Linked DNA regions of Homo sapiens: region 1 is linked to region 2. A link is a loop called in an ENCODE intact Hi-C map of the cell type or tissue named here. Cell type or tissue: K562. All regions are shown on one strand. Links, peaks and the distances in the headings refer to the core of each region. The heading gives the core; the rest is flanking DNA.

What was found. Peaks named below come from ENCODE experiments on the same cell type or tissue, not always from the same donor. Only the 100,000 strongest peaks of a DNase experiment are listed, where the experiment ranks them.
Region 1: it touches region 2 in a loop (3-fold over the local background); 3 of 110 quality-filtered maps call a loop at or near these places.

Annotation. Positions count from the first base shown.
Region 1 is chr4:172,888,074-172,896,972 of GRCh38, forward strand. The region is part of intron 8 of GALNTL6 (polypeptide N-acetylgalactosaminyltransferase like 6); the gene reads left to right. Among named protein-coding and RNA genes, the nearest start is that of GALNTL6-AS1, 170 kb to the left of the region's middle. In K562, for the core only: a CTCF peak has its summit at 4,447 (motif pointing right); no DNase peak of the experiment used is centred there.
Region 2 is chr4:172,994,160-173,003,058 of GRCh38, forward strand. The region is part of intron 10 of GALNTL6 (polypeptide N-acetylgalactosaminyltransferase like 6); the gene reads left to right. Among named protein-coding and RNA genes, the nearest start is that of GALNT7, 170 kb to the right of the region's middle. In K562, for the core only: no CTCF peak of the experiment used is centred there; DNase peaks (open chromatin) are centred at 2,602, 4,522 and 5,112.

The DNA.
Region 1 (8,899 bases), core at 609-8,608, 110 kb before region 2:
ATTCGAGATATTAGACCTTTGTCACATACATAGTTTGCAAATATTTTCTCCCATTCTGTGGGTTGTTTGTGTACTCTGTTGATAGTTTCTTTTGCTGTGAAGAAGCTCTTAAGTTTAATAGGCCCCACTTGTCAATGTTTGGTTTTGTTGCAATTGCTTTTGAGATCTTAGTCATAAATTCTTTGCCAAGGCCAATGTCCAGAAAAGCATTTCCTAGATTTTCTTCCATAATTTTTATAGCTTAAGGTCTTACATTTAAGTCTTTAATCTATCTCGAGTTAACTTTTGTATATGGTGAGAAGTAGGAGTCCAGTTTCATTCTTCTGCATATAGATATCCAGTTATCCCAGCACTATTTATTGAATAGGAAGTCCTTTTCCTATTGCTTATTTTTGTCAAGTGGATATCCAGTTATCCCAGTGCTATTTATTGAATATGGAGTTCTCTTCTCATTGCTTATTTTTGTCAACTTTGTAGAAGATCAGTTCATTGTAGGCGTGCTACCTTATTTCTGGGTTCTCCAGTCTGTTCCCACGCTCTATGTGTCTGTTTTCGTACCAGTACCCTCCTGTTTTGATTACTGTAGTCTTGTAGTACAGTTTGAATTTAGGTAATGTGGTACCTCCGGCTCTGTTCTTTTTGCTTAGGATTGCCTTGGCTATCTGGGCTCTTTTGTTGCTTCCATATGAATTTGAGAATAGTTTTTTTCTAATTCTGTGAAAAACGACATTGGTAATTTGACAGAAATAGCGTTGAATCTATAGATAGTTTTGGATAGTATGACTATTATAACAATATCTGTTCTTCCAATCCATGAGCATGGAAATTTTTTTTTTCATTTTTATGTCATCTATGATTTCTTTCATCAGTGTTTTGTAGTTCTTCTTGTAGAGATTTTTTACATCCTTGGTTAGTGTGGTCCTACATTTGCTTTTGTGTGTGTGGCTATCGTAAGTGAGATTGCATTATTGATTCAACTCTCAGCTTGAATGTTATCGGTGTATAAAAATACTACTAAATTTTGTACATTGATTTTGTATACTGAAACTTTACTGAAGCCATTTATCAGGTCTGTAAGCCATTTGGCAGAGTCTGCGGGGTTTTCTAAGCATAGAATCATATCATTAGTGAAGAGCGATAATTTAACTTCTTTTCCTATTTGGATGATTTATATTTCTTTCTTTTGCCCAAATGCTCTAAGTAGGACTACCAGTACTATGTCAAATAGGAGTGGTGAGGATGGGCATCCTTGTTTTGTTCCAGTTCTTAATGAAAATGCTTCCAGCTTTTGCCCATTCAGTATGATGTTGGCTATGGGTTTATCACAGATGTCTTTTATTATTTTGATATATATTTTTAATGCCTAGTTTGTTGAGGGTTTTTATCATGAAAGGATAATGGGATTTATCAAAAGCATTTTCTACATCTATTAAGATGATTATATGGGCTTTGTTTTTAATTCTGTTTATGTGGTGAATCATGTTTATTGATTTGCATATGTTGAACCAGCCTTACATCCGAGGAATGAAGACTTCTTGATCATGGTGAATTAGCGTTTTGATGTGCTGCTGAATTTGGTTTGCTTTTATTTTATTGAGGGTTTTTGTGTCTATGTTCATCAGAGTGACTAGCCTGTAGTTTTCTTTTTTCATTGTGTCTTTGTCAGATTTTGACATCAGGGTGATACTAGTTTCATGGAATGAGTTAGAGAGGAGTCCTTCCTTGTTGATTTTTTGGAATAATTTTAGTAGAATTGGTAGCAGCTCTTCGTTGTATGGTTGGTAAAATTTGGCTGTGAATCCATCTGGTCCGGCCTTTTTTTGTTTGCTGGTTTTTCATTACTGATTAAATATCAGAACTCGATATTCGTCTATTCAGTATCTCAATTTCTTCCTGACTCAATCTTGGGAGTCTGTGTACTTCCAGGAATTTATCCATGTCCTCTAGATTTTCTAGCTTGTATGCACAGAGGTGTTCATAACAGTCTCTAAGGTCTTTTTTATGTCTGTGGAATCCATTGTAATGCCTTCTTTGTCATTTCTGATTATGCTTACTTGGATCTTCTCTCTTTTTTTCTTTATTAATCTTGCTAGCGGTCTATTGATCTTGTTTATCCTTTCAAAGAAACAACTTTTTATTTTGTTGATCCTTTGTATTGATTTTTGAGTCTCAATTTCATTTAATTCTGCTCTGATTTCATTATTTATTTTTTTCTGCTAATTTTGGGGTTGGAGTGTTTTTGTTTTTCTAGTTCCTCTAAGTGTAATGTTAGATTGTTAATTTAATGTAGGTATTCAGAGCTATAAGCTTTCTTTTTAATACTGCTTGTGCTGCGTCCCAGAGATTTTGATATGTTCTGTTTCTGTTTCCATTTACTCCAAAGTCATTCAGGAGCAAGTTGTTTAGGTTCCATGTAATTGTGTGGTTTTGAGGGATACTCTTAGTGTTGATTTTTATTTTTATTCCACTGTAGTCTAAGAATATGCTTTGCATGAATTTGATTTTTTTGAATTTATTGAGACTTGCTTTATGGCTAGGCATGTGGTTGAGGTTAGTGTATGTTCCGTGTGCCAAGGAGAGGGATGTATATTCTGTGGCTGTTAAGTGGGGTATTCTGTAGATGTCTACTTTGTCCAGTTGGTCAAGTGTTGGATTTAAGTCCAGAATTTCTTTGTTAGTTTTCTGCCTCAATGACCTGTCTAACACTGCCCATGGGGTTTTGAATAGTCCCTATTATTGTGTGGCTGTCTGAGTCTTTTCATAAATCTAGAAGTACCTGTTTTATGATCTGGGTGCTTCAATGTTTGGTGCATATAGATTTATAATAATTGTCTTGTTGTTGAATTCAACCATTTGTCATTATGTAATGACCTTCTTTGCCTGTTTTTACTGTTTTTGGTTTAAAATCTGTTTTATCTGAAGAATAGTGACCTCTGCTCTTTTTTGTTTACCATTTGCATAATAGATCTTTCTCCATTCCTTTCCTTTGAGCCTATGGGTGTCATTACATGGGAGATTGGTCTCTTGAAGACAGCAGAAGGTTGGGCCTTTTTTTTTTTTAATCCAACTTGCCACTCTGTGCTTTTTAAGTGAGGCATTTAGACCAATATGCGAGGTTTTGATTCTGTCATGGTGTCAATGGCTGGTTGTTTCATGGTCTCAATTGTGTAGTTGTTTTATAGGGTCTATAGACTACATACTTGCATATGTTTTTGTGGTATCTGGTATCGATTTTTCATTTCCTTGTTTAGAGCTCCCTTTAACATCTTTTGTAAGGCAGGTCTAGTAGTAGCAAATTACCTCTCTGGAAAAGATTTTATTTCTCCTTCACTTTTGAAGCTTAGCTTGAGGGGATATAAAATTCTTGGTTGGAATTTTTTTATTTAAGAATGCTAAAAATATGCCTCCAATCTCTGACTTATAATGTTTCTGCTGTTAGCCTGATGGGGTTCCCCTCATAAGTGACATAACCCTTTACTCTAGCTGCCTTTAAGATTTATTTATTTGCATTGACCTTGTAAAGTCTGATGACTATATGTCCTGGGGATGGTCATCTTGTATAGTATCTTGCAGGAGTTCTCTGAGTTTCTCAAATTTACATTTCAACCTCTCTAGCAAGACTGGAAATTTTTTATAGATTATATTCTCAAATATGTCTTCCAAATTGCCTATTCTTTCTTCTTCTCTCTCGGGAATACCAAGGAGTCATAGGCTTTGTCTCTTTATGTAATCCCATATTTATTGCTGGTTTTGTTCATATTTTTGATTCTTTTTTATTTTTGTCTGACTGGGTCTTTGAGCCTTTACATTCTTTCCTCAGCTTACTCTAGTCTTTTGTTAAGACTTCCAACAGTATTTGAAATTTTCATAGTGAATTTTTCAATTCCGGAAGTTCAGTTTGGTTTTCTTAATATGGCCATGTCATTGTTCAAGTCTTAAATTGTTTTTCTGGCTTCCGTGCATTGGCTTTCAATTTTCTCTTGAATTTCATTGAGCTTGCTTGCCATCCAAATTCTGGATTTTATTGTTGAGCTTCCTTGCCATCCAGACCCTGAATTCTATGTCTGTTATTTCAGACATTTCAATGTGGTTAGGATCCATTGCTGGGGAGCTAGTGCAATCCTTTGGATGTAAAGAAATGCTCTGACTTTTTGAATTGCCTGAGCCCTTCTCATATGAGGAGGCTGGCAATTCTTTTTCCTTTTTAAATTGCTCTACTATGGATGAGGCCTTTTGTTTTTATATATTCCTTTTCCCTTGAGGGTTTGACTGTGGTGTATGTTGTGTATAGTTGATTGTCTTCATTTCTGAGTGCTTTCAAAGGGCCAGGGCTCTGTATGGGCTACTTACTTGTGGATAGTTTCCTGCTTTGGGTTTCACAGGTGTTGGGTGTTGAAGAAATTTTTTCTTTAGTGGTGTAATTCAGGATGCGAACCAGTAGACGGCGCTTAAGAGTAAGGGCCAGCAGATAGGCTCTTAGCCAAGCTCCTCTTGGAGCTTACTGTTGTCGGCTTTGTTCATATTTTTAATTCTTTTTTTTTTTTTTTTTAACTGCTGCATATGCCCTTACACCTTTTTTTGTTGTTGTTACTGACTGCTGCATATGCCATATGCCCTTACTCTTAAGTGGTCTGGAGATGGGAGATGGGGGGCAAGAGATGACTCCCTCACCAACTCCATTCCTAGGTCTTGGTAGAGCCCTTTTCAATTATTGGTGTTGCCTCCATGATTTCTTAGTCTCAAGCGAAACGCTGGCAAACTGCTTTCCCTCCTCCCTCAGGGGCAGCCCAAGGCAAGGTTTACATCACCAGGAAATCCACAATTATTTGGGGACCTACTGGTCCTCTGAGCTTGGCAGAGTCAGAACAGGTTGTGGTGTGTGTCTGCAGGTGGTCTGGTGATGCAGTGGGTCAAGGGCAGAGGATGCCCAGGCAGGACAGTAATACCATACATGTGGCACCCACGGCCTGCTGTTCTTATCCCAGCAGATGGCTGTGGGGCCAAGCCAGCTCACACTTACCCAACCCAGTAAGTCTTTCTGCAGCGTCTGCCCCAGGAGTGGGCCTGACCAGCTAGGCTTGTCCCAAACCTTCTGTGCCAAGATTGCTGGGCAGTTCCAGGTGTTCCACGCTGTAGGGATCCCTGAGGAAGAAGGTGCTACTGGCTAATAGGCCACACCCTTCCCAAAACAGTGTTGTTGAGAGAGGGGCACCCAGCTCCCACGCCAGCACACAAACCTGTGTATCACTCTTCTAAGTGTTCTGAGAGTGGCGGGGGGGGGGTCTTCCCCTTCTCAAACTCAAGCCAAAGATCTCAGCTCCAAACCCCTGGACAGTGTGCTCGAATCCTGGGAGTTTTGGGACCACACCTACAGTTTTGTCTGCTGACCCCTCAGGGTCCAGTGCTGGCTGTGCAGAAGGAGCCAAACTACTCCCAGGCAACCAGCAAAACACTCAGGCAGGACAATGAAAGCTGTGCTGTAGGTACCTTCCTGAGGGAGTGACCAGGCAGGCAGTCTTGGGAAGATCTGGTGGACAAGGGGGCACAAAGATCAGATGCACCCCCGTCCCACGGAAGAAATAGCCAAGCCCTGCTCTCTCCCAGCCTGGCAGAAAGCAGGAGCTGTTGTCACTCAGAACAAGATGGAGAGCCTGGGGGGAAGGGTACCTATGGTCACATTTTGTTGCAGCTGCAGTGTGCACGGCAAAACCTTCTGGGATCCATGCAGGTTTGAGCTCTTCCTCTGCCTTATCTCCAGGCAGTTCCCTCTGCCAATTCAAATGTCTCTGAAGGTCATAGGATCTCATGTATCTAGGATCCCAGATGTCCACAGTGGGAGTGTGGAGTCCCGGAGCTCCTTCACTCGCCCCTTCCTTAGGACCTAGTCAGGTTTGGGAGCTGGTCCTCAGCATTCACCAACTCCAGGCAAGCTTCCCAGCTTCTTCCCTCTTCAAATATGGTGTATATGTCACCTATCAACTTTCAGTATTTTCTTTCAGAAGATCTGTTCAAAGTGTGATGGTTTACTCAATATTTTGTTTCCTCTCAGTGGGAGAGGTGTCTCAGCTATGTCTAATTAACTATCTTAGTTCAGTCACTGTTTTATTGTCTCAGTTTCATATATTTATGTTCTGATCTTTATTATTTCTTTTATTTTGCTAATTTTGGGGATTGGTTTGTTCTTGCTTTTCTTGAGGTGTATCACTAGGTTCTTTATTTGAAGTATTTGAAGTTTGTCTATTTTTTATGTAGGCATTTATTGCTATATAAACTTCCCTCTTAGTACTGCTTTTGCTGTATCCCATATATTCTGGTGTGTTGTGTTTCCAATTTTGTTTCAAGAAATACTTCAATTTCCTTCTTAACTTCTTCATTGACCCATTCGTCATTCAGGGCATATTGTTTCCATGTACTGGTACAGTTTACAAAGTTTTGCTTTTTATTGATTCTGGCTTTATTCTATTTTGGTCAGACATGATTTCAACATTTTTTAATTTGTTGAGACTTGTTTTGCGGCCTAACATATAGTTTATTCTGGAGAATATTACATGTGCTGATGAAAATAATCTGTATTGCATATTAATTGGATGAAATGTTCTGTAAATGTCTGTTAGGTCCATTTGTTCTAGTGTATAGTTCAATTATGATGTCTCTTTGATAATTTTCTGCCTAAATGATCTGCCCATTGCTGACAATGGGGTGTTGAAGTATTCTACTATTATTGTATTGCATTCTATCTGTCCCTTTAGATCTGTTAATACTTGCTTTATATGTCTGGGTGTTTTGGTATTGGTATTGGGTGCACATGTATTTATAATTGTTATATCCTCTTGCTGAATTGATCTCTTTATCATTATATAATGATCTTGTTTTTTTTACAGTTTTTTTTTTTTTACTTAAAGTCTCTTTTGTGTGACATCAGTATAGCTACTCTAGCTCTCTTTTTATTTCTATTTGCGTGAGTGGAATAAATTTTTTTCATCCCATCACCTTCAGTATATGGGTATCTTTATAGATAAAGTGAGTTTCTTATAGGCAGCATATAGTTAGGTCTTGTTTGTTTAATTCATTCAGTCACTGTGTCTTTTAATTGGAGAATTTAATAAATTTACATTCAATGCTATTATGGATAAGTAAGAATTTACTAGTATCATTTTGTTACTTGTTTTCTAGTTGCTTTGTAGCTCTTCTTTTCCCTTCTTCCATTTTTCCTGTCTTTGTGGTTAAGTGATTTGCTCTGATAGTATTTTTCATTTGTTGCTTTTTACTTTAGTGTATATATTATACACTTTTCATTTTTAGTGTTTTTGTTATATATATATATATATATTTTTTTTTTGCTTTCAGCACTCTGAATCTATGGTTCCACTCCCTGCAGGCCTGTAAGGTTTCTGCTAAGAAGCCTGCTGTCAGGCATATTAGAACTCCCTTAAATGTTATTTGCTTATTTTCTCTCATTGCTTTCAGAAATTTTCTTTGCCTTTTACCTTTGTGAGTTTGATTATAATATGTTTTAGGGTATTCTTGTTTGGGTTGAATAAAATTGGAGACTTTTCACTTTCTTCTGTGTGGGTATTTATATCTTTCTCAAGGTTTGGAAAGCTCTTTGTTATTAGTTCTTTAAACAAACTTTATGTTCATTTGTCCATGTCAGTTCCCTCTTTAACTCCAATAAACTGAATATTTGCCCTTTTGATGTTGTCCCATAGATCCCATAAGCTTTCTTCATTTCTTTGTATTCTTTTTCTTTTTTCTCTTCTGTCCGTATATTTTCAAATAGTCTATCTTCAAGCTCACTGATTCTTTTGTTTGATCAGTTCTGCTATTGATGCTTTCTCTTGCATTTTTCATTTCATGCATTGTATTTGTCAGCCCCAGGATTTCTCTGTGATTTTTATTATTATTTCAATCTCTCCGTTAAATTTCTCTGATAAATTTTTGGATTAACTATCTGTATTTCCTTTAGGTTCGTTGACTTCCTCAAGACAGCTATTTTGAATTCTTTGTCTGAGAGGTCACACATCTCCCTCATTTTAGGGTTGACCTCTGGTACCTTACTTTGTTTGTTTGGTCATGTCATATATCCCTTCATCTTCTTGATGCTTGTGGATATGGAACAATGTCTACACATTGAGGGATTAGGTATTTATTTTAGTCTTCTTTGCCCAGTTTTGTTTGTGCCTGTTCATTTTCCAAGGGCTTTTCAGAGATTCTAAGCAAACTGACTATTATGTTTCCTGAGTCCAGCTATAATCACTGCAGCCATTTCAGCAGTAAATAACCCCCTAAGCCCAGGCATTCTACAAGTCTTTAAAGGACTCTCAGGTTGATGTGGTTTCTCAGTCCAGACAGACCTGGGGAATGCCCAAAGAAGATACTTGTGTGGAAACTCCGTACAGGGCTGTGTGGAAACTCTGGACAGGGGTTCAAGCCTAGAAGACTGTCCCAGTGGCCCAGACAAGCATGTCTCCCAGCAGATCCCTGCACAGGCAGGATGGATCCTCAATTGCAACAAGGAGAACTTGGATTGAGACTGGGATCCCTCAGGATCTGCTATGGGCAGGAAAATTGAGTCACATTGGCTCAAACTGTACATGTTTCCTAGCAGGTCCCTCCACAGATAGGATAGTTCCCTGACTGTAGCAGGAGGGGTCAAAGCTGATACTAGGCCCTCTTGCAATTTGGCATCAGAGACTGGAAACCCCAGTCTCAGCTCAGAGGGTGCAGGTAACACAGCAAGTTCCTGCACAGATAGGACAGTTTCCTGATTGCCGCAGGAGAGCTGGGAGCTGATACTGGGCCTCCTAGAGATCTGCTGTGGGACAGTGGCTAGCATGCCTGTCAAAATGGCTCAGATGGGCCCACCTCTCCCAGCAGGTCCCTGCACAGATGAGATAAT
Region 2 (8,899 bases), core at 349-8,348:
TAACTGTTGTATAAGATGGTGCCCTGGGTAGCATTTCTGATGTCACTGGTTTGGAAGGAGTATATTTGCTTTTTTTATAGAAAATATCAATCAGTTTTCCCTATCAGTTTTGCATGAATTTTCCTTGCTACAGGAAACAGTGATGGACTGCTGGTCAGTGTGACTTGGAACTTTAAGGCTAGACCTTTGAAATTCAACAGTTTAGGTCCCCATTAGTTTGATTTTAGAGCAGGAGTTAAGAAATAGTTTGAAGATGTATTTTTACCACACCTCAGCTGTGAGCTCCACAAAACAGAAAGGCCATTGCTTTATAATTTAAGGCTCACAGAGAAATATTTCAGGGAAGTAGTTATACCATGAAATACTTTACAAATGTTACATTACAGTTTCATATGCCAAATGAAATTTGACATTTTCACCTTTGTTCCCCTTAAAGAGCCAAGTCATCTCTTTTAATATGTTGAATGTGTTTAGCAGTGCTGACATTCGCAATAGATAACCCAGACCGTGAATTATTTTACCTGAAAATAAAGACAATTTGCAGGCCTTCCTTAGAAGACCGGCTATTACACTCAAGAATGGGCTCAAGAGAATCTACTTCTCTAGAGAACTTGAAAAGCCCCATGGGTCTCAGGGGTTTTGCTGCCATCCTGTCCAGGGCTAAAAGGTCATATCCTCAGAACCAGTCCCATGATTTTGATTGCAGGTCTTCATGGACTAATGGTCCTGAATCTTACACAGAGCTTAACAACTGTATATTAGACCATATTTTCAACCTGCTCACATTTCAACCATCTGACCTGACTTCAAAGGGAGAATTATTTTATCTAGACACCATATTGTGTGAGTAGTTTTTCAAGTACTAAAAATTTGCTTTATCTTCAAAGCCTGTGACTATGGCCCTTGGCTTTGAGGATAATATTGGAAGTGGCTTTTCATGATTGTACTAGAACCAGAGCAAATCTTAGATTTATTGGCAATTCATATATGAATCCAACCATTGGGAGAAGTGTTTATATTCATAAAATAGCACTCTAGAAAAAAAATGACAGGAATATTAAATGTGGAGACATTAGTTAAAAGATCAGCTGCTTACCCCGCACAGTGTGGTTCAGTGAAAATACAGCTGCATGCCATTTTCTGACTGATGATGCAGGAAATATGATGACCAGCCACGTCCAGCTTGCAGGCCACTTGAGGTTTCTTCCCACAATCTGGGAGTGGAAGGGGGCCACACTGTCTCCACAGCACATAAGCCAACTTCTGTGGCTTTCCTTCAAAGCAGCATTCCCTGCTTTTAAATATCTTGACGCAGGTTCAAGTGGAGCACAGGAACTGCTATTCCCGTAGATTCTTTCTCCCACAGAATACTGAAAACTCATGAACTCCTGACTTAAAGTACCTTTCAGGATTTTCAGTTATCCTTTTGATGAGTTTCTCTGCAGATATTCTTGAAGTCTCACGGTGAAGTTTTCTATCAGATCTCATTTTCTCTCCTCTTGTGCACCCTTAATTTACTTATCTGAGTTTTGTAAATTGTAGGGAGAAAAAGAAGAGCTAAAGTAAACTTGTTCATCTCCTAAGTTACTTCTTATAACTGTTTTAAATGCCTGCTTTCATGTTTCTGACATGCCATGCTCTTTTGTCTCATAACAAATATTTGAATAACTCATTTCAAAACATAACATTGTCACCTGAGTTTTCAAAAACCCTTGGTCAGCCAAGCTGGCTTTTGGTTATTTCCTCACCTGACCACGCCTCTGTTCCAACAGGGCACTCATGAGAGAATCTATAACAAAACACTTCTTTCCTTGACTTTATGAAATCACAGCACAAAAACCTAAGAAAAAAATTTAACTGTGGTAGAATGATTTATATTCCTTTGGATACATACCCAGTAATAGGACAAATGCATGATATGTTCATTGCAGCACTATTCACAATAGCAAAGACATGGAATCTATCTAAATGTCCATCAGTGACAGATTGGATAAAGAAAATGTGACACACACACACACACACACACACACCATGGAATACTATGCAACCATAAAAAAAATGAGATCATGTCCTTTGCAGGGACATGGATGAAGCTGGAGGCCGTTATCCTTAGCAAACTAACGCAGGAACAGAAAATCAAATATTACATGTTCTCACTTACAAGTGGGAGCTAAATGATGAGAACACATGGATGCATAGAGGGGAACAGCACACACCGGGGGCTATGGGAGGGTGGAGGGTGGGAGGAAGGAGAGATCAGGAAAAATAACTATTAAATACTAGGCTTGGTATCTGGGTGACAAAATAATCTGTACAACAAACCCCCATGACACAAGTTTACCTATATGACAAACCTGCACATGGACCCCTGAACCTAAAATAAAGTTAAAACTTTTTTTAACTTAAAAGAAGAATTAATAGTTTCGGAGGGCTCTCATTCTCATGTGATCAGAAAAACACAAATTGTTCCATATGCTCTGTTTACAAAGAGTAAGTCCAAGCTAGCAAAGCTTTCTAATCTTCAAAGATGATATGAGAGGGCAGGAATAAACTTGCACTCAGGCAGAACCAAGTAGAGTGATGTACCCCTGGCTGTTGATCACAAGACGAGCTACTTTCCAGTGAACTGTATGAGTCAGGATGAAGTCACCACTCTTCTGCCATTTTCTAACTTTTCCTTTCAGAAATGGATTTTTTTAAGTCCAGGTTTAAAATCTAGAGCCTCTTGCAAAGGTTAGGAGATGTTTGCTCCTATTGCTACTCCATGGTGCCTTTTCTTGTGCCACCGCAGCCTCCCCTAGAGTCAAGCCACTCATGGGTAACCAGGTCTTCTTCTTCAGTCTTGTATTTTGAAGACTTCATTGTCATGTCTCCATCCCTTGGCAGCCCCGAGTGTTAAAGTGATTTTCTTTCTAACTCCACTTCAGTGTCTCTATCTGTACCAGACTCCAATCCTATTTTTGACTAGGATCACTTCTTTTCTAAACCCAAGGACTCACAGCCTTCTTTAATTTCCATGTGTTTCCTTGAGCTCAGTAAAGCAGTTGCCACAGATTTAACGCCTAAAATGACATTTTTTCCAGTGAATTAGTTATAACCATTACCATTTGCTTGGTAAAAAGAGCCCAGGTCTAGGAATTAGACATGGGTGCGAATCCTGCCTGCTGTCTGCTGGTTGGATAGTACTGGACAAACCACCTACTTTCTCGGAGCCTCAGTTGCAAACGTGAATGAAAACACAGCATGGCGAGAGTGCAGATGAGGAAGTGAAATGATGCCCGTGAAAGCATCCAGTTCAGTAAGAACCTTAATTTATTTTCCTTCTAGCAGAAAAGAGTTGCTTATCCTAACCCCAAAAGGTAGTAGAGTAGCTTATTTATATGAATTTCTCTCTGTGTCTATTTGTGAAAATCAACTTGTTTTTGGCCAGAGATCCTTAACTTAAAACTTTCTATTTTGTGATAATAGACTGGGAAGGGTGAGTGGGGGCAGGGGGAAGGGTGAAGAGATGTGGATTAAAGAGTACAAACATGCAGTAAGATAGAGGGAGTAAATTCAATGTTTGATAACAGAGTGGCATGACTATACTTCATAAAAATGTATTGTGTTTGGGAGATGGACACCGTAAATACCCTGACTTGGTCACTATGCTTTATATGCATGTAATGGAATTTCTCATGTTCCCCATAAATTCACACAAGTAAAAAAGTTTTTGTTTTGATGCCAGACATGTTTCACAAATAATAAAATGCTTAGCTTCAAGTGGCAAGACATGGCTTTAGGAAAAGGTGATTTGAAGCAGAACACATATAAACCTAAGGGCCCTCTGATAATATTTCTGCTGTGGGCTCTTCTTTCTCTTGCATAATGTAAGCCAGCTTCTGAAATGAGTAGTCCCAACAAGTCCCAGGGCAAGAGAGAGATGCCAAAGCAATTACATTTATGGTAAATTCAGAAAAGGAAAATGTGCACAAGATAGGAAGAAAATCTCTGCAGGCATAATTTGAAGGAAAGGCACTAGGTGGTCTCTGCCAGCAGTCATTGGATGTGACTAGCATGGAGCAATTAGAGGTGGAATGGATCTGTTTAAGCAAAAATGGTGTGATGGCTATGAGGCAAAGCCTTAAATAGTGAAAAATCCTATAAGAATCACAAAAGCATTCCTAGTATGTTGCATTTATATGCTGCTTTTAATTTCTACAAGCACTTCACAATTTTTTTATCAGAGTCTCAAATGAATTATGTTAGGGCTTATATGTAATTCTATTCTCAAATATCCCTATCCCCAAAATGTTTATTTTAATTCTGCTTTTCTCCTGTATATATCATTCCCATCACTATCAAGCTTCTTGAAAGAGAAACTTCCATTTGTTGACTCTGTTCACCTTCCATTTTTTTCTCAGTCCTCTTGGCAATCTGTCTTCTACCTTCATTCATGAAACCACAGAAACTGTCCTTTGAAAGGTCTCTGGTGACTTCCTTATTGCCAAATCCAACAGCCTCTCCCTAGGCCTCCCCTACTGGATCCCTCTATGAAATTTGACACTGCAGCTCACCCCTCCCACCTTGAAACTCTTCTCCCAGGCTTCTTTATGATTTCTTCTTATTTTCTCCTTCTTATTTCTAGCTACACTTTCTTTGCTCACTTTCAAAAAAAGTCATTCCCTGGAGTTCCCCCCTCAATCTTCTCAAATTCATTTCTATTCTTTGCTTGAGTGAGATCATGTACTTCTATTATTTCAATTCTTACTCATACGTGGTTGCATCAGTCCAAGTCCAGCCAGAAGACAGAAATCACACCAGTAATTTGAATAGGGACATTTTAATATTAAAAAAAAAAAAAAAACGTTGGCTGGTAAAAGGGGTAAAAGAGGGCTCTAGGGAGTACTGAAGCAGCAACTCCAAAAAACAATAACTATCATTAGGGCTGAGGAATGTGAGCAAGGCAGGAACTTGGAAACTTAGAAGAACTCTCCAACTTTTCCCACGCCAAGGTTGAGATTCAGGCCTCATTTGATGTGGTGTGGCTGTCATATACATGCAGCTTGGTAGTGATAAAGAAACTTGCAGGACATAGCAGCTGCTGCTTATCTCTGAGGGCCACTCCTGCGAGGGCTGCTCTCTTCCACCCCACCCCACATGCCCATTTACTGGCTATCACATGGAAAAACTGTGCATGCGTGCGCACTCACACACACACACGAAAAACCTTCCTCCTGCTCAGCCCTTCCAGTGTCCTTCCAGCACCCTCTATTAGCAAAATTGTATCCACTGACAAAATTGTATCCACTGACAAAGGAGAAATATCTACAGGGTCCATCTTGAGAATCACAAACTAAGGCAAAAAAGGATTTGAAGTTGAAAGGCAAAATATTAGTAGAATATTAGCAAAATATTAGTAGAACAGTAGATAAGAGCATATACCCAAATAGGCATTTCTTACCCTGACCCATCTTCCAAATTTCAGACTTCTAGGTGTCTATATATAGATGTCCCAGAGACACCTCAAACTCAGCATGCCTTCTTTATTATACTCATGGAAACAGTTGTCAAGAGCTGTAATTTTTATTTAAAATGTCTAAACACATATCTTCTTTTGAATACATATTATATATATATATATATAATTTGGATATATTATTTGGATACATTCTATCATTAGTTCAGATTCTCATTGCCAATTAGAACTAGTACCCATTATGACAATTACATAACTCTCCACCTGTCTTTCTCATAATCACCAGAATTTACTGTCTAAAACAAGTTTTTGTTCTCAAAAACATTTAATGATCTTTTTGCCAACAGAACAAGGTCTAAATCCCTTATCTTGATATTTAAGACTCTTCACAAAATGGCACCAATACACTGCCCCAGTCTCATTTCTTACTACATCTTGATACTACTGCTACTACTACTATGAAACATTAACATCTATTGAGCACATAATATGGTCCATACACTAAAACAAATATATGTATAATCTCATTTAATACTCACATCACATTTATGAAGCATTATCCTTAATTTTAAGGAAAAAAACTGAGGCAAAAATAAGTTAAGTTAACTTGCTTAATGCCATGCAGCCCTACTAAATGGTGAAATCAAACTCTGGGCAGTCTAACTTCAGAATATGTGCATTTAACCACTACATTATATGTCTCCCGAAAAATAAATGAGAGTAGAAACACATTTAACAAATGGGTCTAAAGACTCATAAAAAACCACAAAATGTTACTGAAAGAAATTGCATATCTAAATAAATGGAAAAACATCCCATGTTCATGGATTTAAAAACGTGTTATTGTTAAATGGTGATACTACGCAAAGTGATCTACAGATTAGATGCAATCTATCAAAATCTAAATGGAATATTTTGTGAAAATAGAAAAACCCATCCTAAAATTTATATGGAATCTCAAAGGAACCTGAATAATGAAAACAATCTTGAACAAGAAAAACAAAGTTGGAGAACCCACATTTCCTAATTTCAAAACTTAATACAAAGCTACAGTAATCCAAAAAATGTGTGGTACAGGCATAAAGATAGACATATAGACCAAGGGAATCCAATAGATTGCCAAGAAATAAGCCCTCACATGCAAAGTTAATTGATTTTTGACAAGGGTGCCAATATCACTCAATAAGGAATGGACAGTCTGTTCAACAAATGGTGCTGGGAAAACTGGATATCCACTACTAATGGATTGAATTATGTCTCCCCAAAATTTATATGTTGAAATCCTAATCCTTGGTACCTCAGAATGTAACCTTATTTGGAAATCAGGTTATTGCAGATGTAATTAATTAAGATGAGATTATTCTGAGTATGGTGGGCCCCAATCCAATATGATTGGTGTCTTCATAAAAAGGGGAAATTTGGACACCAGCACACACACAAACAGAACATCAAGTGAACATAAAAGCAGAAACCAGCATGATATGTTAACAAGCCAAGGAACATCAAAGATTGCCACAAACCACCAGAAACTAGGAGAGAAGCATATTATGTACTCTCTTTCACAGCCCTCAGGAGGAACCAACCTGCAAACACCTTGATCTTGGTCTTTTAGCCTCCAAAACTGTCAGGCAATAAATTGCTGTAGTTTAATCCACTTGGTTTGTGGTGCTTTCCTTCGGAAGCCATTTCAAACTAATATATCTACGTGCAAAAAAATGAGGTTGTAAAATTTACTTTACACTATACACAAAATTTAATTCTAAATGGACCTAAACATAAGAGCTAAAACTATAAAACTCAGAATAAAACATAGGGGAAAATCTCCATGGCATTGGAATGTCAATGATCTCTTAAATATGACACTAAAGCACAGGCAACAAAAGAAAACAAATAGATAAATTGGACTTCATGAAAGTTAAAACTTTTGTGCATCAAAGGCACAATTGACAGAATGAAAAGGTAACCCACTGAATAGGATAAAATATTTACAAGTCATATATCTGATAAGGGATTAAGATCTAGAATATATATTTTCAAAACTCCTTAAACAAAAATAAAACCACAAATGACTCAATTCAGAAATAGGCAAAGAACCTGAATAGGCATTTCTCCAAACTATACAAATGCTCAATAAACAAATGAAAAGGTTTTCAACATCATTAGTCATTAGGGAAAAGCAAATCAAAACCACAATGAAATACCAGTTTACATCCACTAGGATGGCTATTACATAAACCAAAAAAACTACAAGTGTTGGCAAAAATATGAAGAAATTGGAACCATTGTACATTGCTTGTGGGAATGTAAAATGGTTCAGCTACTGTGGAAAACACTTTCATGGTTCCTCAAAAAGTTAAACATAGAATTACCTTAGGACCCAGCAATTTCATTCCTAGGTGTATGGGCAAAATAATTGAAAACAAGGATGGGAAAGATATTTACATGCCAGTGTTCACAGAAGCATTATTCACAGTAGCCAAAAAGTAGAAACAGGCCAGGAGCAGTGGCTCACGCCTGTAATCCCAGCACTTTGGGAGGCAGAGGTGGGCAGATCAAGAGGTCAGGAGATCGAGACCATCCTGGCCAACATGGTGAAACGCTGTCTCTACTAAATTACCAAAAGTTAGCCAGGTGTGGTGGTGCACACCTGTAGTCCCAGCTACTCAGGAGGCTGAGGCAGCGGAATCACTTGAACCCAGGAGGTGGAGAGTACAGTGAGCCAAGATTGTGCCACTGCACTCCAGCCTGGTGACAGAGTGAGACTCCATCTCAAGAAAAAGTAAATAAAAAAGTAGAAACAGTGCAAGTATCCATCAATAGATGAATGGATACAAATTTGGCATATTTATATATGTATATATTTATATATGTGTTTATTCATATAAATATATATGAGGTCGGGCATGGTGGCTCACACCTGTAATCCCAGCACTTTGGGAGGCCAAGGTGGGTGGATCATGAGGTCAGGAGATCGAGACCATCCTGGCTAATAAGGTGAAACCCTGTCTCTACTAAAAATACAAAAAAATTAGCCAGGCGTGGTGGTGCACACCTGTGGTCCCAGCTACTTGGGAGGCTGAGGCAGGAGAATCACTTGAACCCAGGAGGCGGAGGTTGCAGTGAGCCGAGATCGGGCCACTGCACTCCAGCCTGGGGGACAGAGTGAGACTCCGTCTCAAAAAAAAAAAAAAAAAAAGAATATTGGCCTTAAAAGGAAATGAAGTTCCGATACATGCTACAATGTTAAGTTAAATAAGCCAGACACAAAATGGCAAACACGGTATGGTTCCATTTATATGAGGTTTACAAAATATTATTTATAGTCAGTAGAATAGACAGTACCAGGGGTTGGGGGAGAAGGGGAAGTAGGGAGTTATTGCTTAATGATTAATAGTTGCTGTTTCGAATTATGAAATATTTTAGACATAGATCTTGGTGATG